Regions from separate parts of the Mus musculus genome. Here region 1 is linked to region 2. The links are chromatin loops, found by intact Hi-C in ENCODE. Cell type or tissue: heart. All regions are shown on one strand.

What was found. Peaks named below come from ENCODE experiments on the same cell type or tissue, not always from the same donor. Only the 100,000 strongest peaks of a DNase experiment are listed, where the experiment ranks them.
Region 1: it touches region 2 in a loop (13-fold over the local background); 4 of 42 quality-filtered maps call a loop at or near these places.

Annotation. Positions count from the first base shown.
Region 1 is chr8:95,000,755-95,003,254 of GRCm38, forward strand. Adgrg1 (adhesion G protein-coupled receptor G1) reads left to right here. Exons shown (of 14, transcript NM_001198894.1): 2 at 1,685-1,759; 3 at 2,497-2,500. The coding sequence starts at 1,696. Among named protein-coding and RNA genes, the nearest start is that of Adgrg3, 16 kb to the right of the region's middle. In heart, CTCF peaks have their summits at 1,112 (motif pointing left) and 1,313; DNase peaks (open chromatin) are centred at 97 and 1,137; H3K4me3 peaks cover 778 bases; H3K27ac peaks cover 2,027 bases.
Region 2 is chr8:95,202,646-95,205,145 of GRCm38, forward strand. Gm31277 (a long non-coding RNA gene) reads left to right here. Exons shown (of 3, transcript XR_387940.3): 2 at 1,646-1,895; 3 at 2,000-2,366. It also overlaps a transcript of Kifc3 not described here. Among named protein-coding and RNA genes, the nearest start is that of Gm31277, 2.7 kb to the left of the region's middle. In heart, a CTCF peak has its summit at 1,494 (motif pointing left); DNase peaks (open chromatin) are centred at 206 and 1,486; H3K27ac peaks cover 421 bases.

The DNA.
Region 1 (2,500 bases), 200 kb before region 2:
AAAGTGACTCCACAAAGGTTCGAAGTGGAGGGGAAGTCCCTTGTTTGTGCTTGATCCCTTCCATGGGTTGCCATGGTGATCCAGCCTCACTGTGCCCCGCCCATGAGGCGGAGCTTGCTCCCTTCCCTGCCTCTTTTGTTCTCAAGGCCATTTGGGGAGAGTCAGTGCAAGACAAATGGCTCTGTCCTGTCCTGGACCCTGTGCTGACAGTGGTGGCCCACTGAGAAGGCAAGAGCCCTTCCTAGTTAGCTGTGTGACCACATGAAGTTGTTGGCTATCTCTGGGCTTCAGATCTAAAACGTCACAAAATGGAGATCGGATGGAAGTCTCAAGTGATTTGTAAGCTTCAAGTTAAAGAGAGGAATCTGTCTGGAAGAAGAGAGATTTGGGTTAAAGGTTGAATGGACAGTGTCAGGGACAGCAGAGAGCAGAAGGGAAGAGATGCTGGCCTTCTGCTGGCAGTTTGATGCAGGGAAACCCATGCCTCCATGGAGGGAGCACGCTCTCCCCTACAACTTTCCTGTTCTCCGTGCAGTGCTCTGGCACCGGATAAGGACCGTGGCCTCTGAAATTGACCTTCCCTTCTGCGTGTTTCAATGCTCCTCATGCTTGGGTGTATGGGACTGGCTCTCACTTGAAGGGCCCAGGGTGACCAGAATGAGACTGGTCCAGAAAGGAGACAGCAAGATCCTGCTTGAGCCACCCAGTGCTCAGTTTAACCTCTGCCTCTTCTAGGAAGCCCTCCTAGTTTTCCCCCCAAATTCAGATTGCCTTTGCTCCCTAGGTTTCCAGCCTTCCCTTTGCCTAATGGTGGAAGATGAGTGTCTGTCACTGTGGTCTGACACAATTCCCTACAGTCTGAGGGATGGTAGTCGGGGGTATGTCAGCACCCACTTGGCCACTGGGCCAGCTGGGAGGGCCAACAACGGAGGACATCGCCAGCGGTGGTATAGTTCATGTGGGTGTAGTGTAAAGAAGCACCCAGCTAATAGTGACCCATGGAGTCAGTATGGAGAGATGGAGCTGACCCTCAGGGCGGGAGCACATAGACTAAACCACACCTCTCTGCCACCAGCTTCTCAGGTCCTGGTGGCTGGCTCCCCCTAGTGGTCATGACAGGAAACATCCTTCCCTCCAGCACTTTTTATCACGTTCACCCTGCTGCTTTCCTGCTTCCGCCTCTGTACTAGGCTCTGTTTCCTGAATGAGGAGGGACTGTGCCAGTTGATGGCGTGTGGATAAAAGATTCAGGCAGTGGGGCAAGGGGTGGGGTTATCAAATGTCATTGTGACTGGTCCCAGGAGCAAGGTTCCTGTAACTACCTAGGCCTTAGGGACTGTGACACTTGGTTCCCAGGAAAAACTCAGATAGCCCGTTCATTTCCCTGCATCTCCTCCAGGCCTGGCAGATGCAGGATAGTGTTCAGGTGGATCTAGACAAGGCCCCTCGTGGCCCCTGGGCTCCTCTGTGAGCCACTTACACCTTGTGGCAGAGCAGCAAAAGGCAGAGCGTGTGGCCATGTCTATTTATAGCCTCTTGATGCTCTGGAGAGAAGCCTGACCATTACTTTGTGACCTTTAGCTCACTCCCATCCATATACAGGCCTCCCGCTGTGGCGCTGGCCCCTCCCCCATTCCCCTGTCCCCGTCCCCACCCCGGTCATAATGTTCTCACTCTCTTCCAGGTAGGAGTATAATGGCTGTCCAGGTGCTGCGGCAGATGGTCTACTTCCTACTGAGTCTGTTTTCTCTGGTGCAAGGTAGGCTTTCTTGGGGCCCAGGGTTTGTGGTGACTTTGTCTAATGCCTCCATGTCTGTGTGAGGGCTCTCTGTGTAAAGGATGGGTCTGCAAAGCAGCCCTGAGGGCACCTTGGGGGAAAACAGGCATCTCTTCCTTCTTAGATGCGGCTCCACAGAGCGAAACTTGGGATGGGTGCAGTCCTCTCTTCCTTTGCAGGGAGTGTCCTTGGACAGTGCACACGTGTGTGTGCCACAGTCTAATACAATCATGGTCTCATTAATTAAATAATTTGCATTAAACTTTGGCTTTTGACTTTGAAACAAAATCGCCCCCCCCCCCCCCCCCCCCCCCCGCTCCCCTGCAAGACAGGCTTTCTCTGTGTAGCCCCGGCTGTCCTAGAACTCACTCTATAGACCAGGCTGGCCTCGAACTCAGAAATCTACCTGCCTCTGCCTCCCAAGTGGTGGGATTAAAGGTGCACCACTGCCTGGTCTGAAACAAATTTTTTATCTTCACTTTTATCTATTTATTTATTTATTTATCTATCTATTTATCTATCTATTTATTTATTTGTTGGAAACCAGTAAGGTCTAGCAAGATAGATACATTGTTATACATTGTTGTAGACTGATAGATACATTGTTGTAGACCAATAGATACATTGTTGCAGACCCTTGAAATCTAGAGCCTTAGAATGTGTGTGAGTCCCAGGTCCTAGCCCCTGGCTGGTCCTGTTTATAGCCTCTGCCTCCTCAGGTGC
Region 2 (2,500 bases):
CTCTGCCTCCCCACCTCCTTCCCACTGCCCCACGGCCCGGTCCTCACCTTATTCTGCCGTGTGACTCCAGTCTCCACTTCTGGCCTGTCTTTGTCTCTGGAGCTCCAGGAGCCTGCCAGGGTCCTCTTTCCAAACAGCTGCTCGGCCCAGAACATTGCCTGAGCGAGCTGCCTTCCCGACTGCCCTACAGCCTTCAGGCTAAAGTCCAAATTCCTAAGCAGAGCACCTCCCTGGAGGCTCGGCAGCCGTCCCCTCCTTCCTGCCCGGTGTCCTTTAGTTATCACTCACAACCAACCAAGACTTCAGAAAGCACCGTCCAACCAACAAGGACTGGAACACACTGTTTTGAGCCTGCAAAAACCCCCGTGTCTTTCAGTGTCTAGTGCTGTCTCACCACAATCTTCCCAACTTGACATTCCAGGGGCTAAAGCGGGAGGATTTGAAGTTCAAGGCCGGCTTGGGCCAAATAACAAGTTAAGACCTTGTGGCAATAAACAGAAACAAAACCAAACCCCTTCCTTTTTAAAATCCTGTCGCAAAGAGTGGGGGACCATGGTTCAGAGCAGAGTATAGGCCTGGTATAAGTGAGGCCCTGGGCTCTGTCCTCAGCACCATAAAAGCAAGTCCCAATCTTCACACAGCTGATTACAATCACTTCTATCAGAACAGCTCATTTATGCCGTACTTGTGTGGTCTTCATTGCTTTTCTTTCTTAGGGGAGGGTGACTTTCTATAACCCTCACCTCATACTCTCAATTTTCTCTGGCACCATGCAAAGCAAAAGTTATCTGATCATTGCTTCTACTAAGTTTTTCTGTATTTGTTATTTTGGTTTGACGAGACGGTCTCACACTGAAGCTCAAACTGGACCAAAACTGTGTAGCCTAGGCTGGCCACCAGCTCACCATAATCCTTTTGCCTCAGCCTCCTGAGTGCCGGCTGGAATTGAAGGTGTAAGTCACCATGATAGGCTATTTTAAAATTTTTGTTTTGCACTGGGAAGTGGTGGCTATAGGCAGATCTCTGTGAGTTTGAGGCCAGCCTGGTTTACAGAGCTAGTTCCAGGAGAGCCGGACTTATACAGAGAACCCTGTGGTGAAAAAAAAAAAAAGAAAAAGAAAAAGAAAGAAAGGAGAGAAAAGAGAAAGAAAATTGTTTTCCTGTCGTCGTCCCGTCCCCCCCCCACACACACACACACTTCTTTTTTAGACAGTTCTGCAAGGCCAGGAGAGGGGAAGCCTGAAGAAGCAACCACAGTGCTCCTTCATGGCAAACCCCACTCTTACTTCAGATCTCTGCTCCTTCCTGGATGGTGTGATGATGTTGGAACAGATTACTGGGAGAGATATATGAGGCTTTTAATTACTAATTTCCTCGTTTTTGAAACAAAATTTTTGTAACCTTGACTGGGTCCCGTTGTCTCCAGCCTAGGCTTCCACACGCCTAGGGTCTCTGGGAATGACAACCGTGATCTTGGCGCCACCTAGTGGCCGTTTTGAGGAAGTGGTCGCGGAGGAAGGGAGGGGGGGAACCCACCAGCTCAGTTGCCAGCCAGGGAGGGAACCAGAAATTAGGACAGGTCTACAACGGACAAGGCAATTCTTGTGTTTTCAATTAGCCTCTCTGTCTGTCTTCCTCCCTTCAGGGTCCCACTGTGTGGCTGAGGATGAATGACCCCAAACTTCTGATGCTCTCCCCTCCCCTTCCGGATTGCTGGGATCGCAGGTCTGCACCACCAGGCTTAGTCTCCCGCCTTTTTGTATCTTTTTGAGACAGGGTCTCACAAAGTTTCCCAGACAAGCTTTGAAGCTGCCATCCTCCTGCCTCCGCAAATAATGACGACTTACAGATCTACCGTTTTCTGTCTTACCTCACTGGGATCTCATGAAAGCCAAGTGCGTTTAGAGTGACAGGAACCACATCGCATGCTGTTGAAATGAGGTCACTTTACGCAGTTGTTTCACTGTCCAAACTAACTAATGCCACTTTGTACTGACAGGCATGGGTGCACAGAAATGACAGGGGAGAGGCACAGCCAGTGAATGTCGTCTCCAGACACCTCCTCGGCACAAATACAACCAACCCGAAATTGACTGACATGAGAAACCACACGAGGAAAGTGGTCAGCCTCACTATGGCACGAGTTTGGAGCCAGCTCTGAAGAAAGGGGCTGGGTCTCTGGGTACAGGTGTGTCAGAAACTGGTGCCAGAACACCCTGAGTTATGGGCCACGGACTTCTGAGGCAGGCCTGTACCTGATTTTTGTATTTTATCTTCCATTCAACATATGCCCCGACCTGTAAATTCAAGAGCCGGGCCTCTCCTGCGGCTCATACAGTTACATAAAGGATAACATGTTCTACTTAGATCAGCTCCATTTTATCTGATAAATCAAGAAAGAGTTTGAAAACACAATGTTTTGTTGGGTTCTGTGGTGCTGGATCAAACCTGGGGCCTCAAACACTCTAGGCAGGGGCTCCACCCCTCAGATACCCAGAGT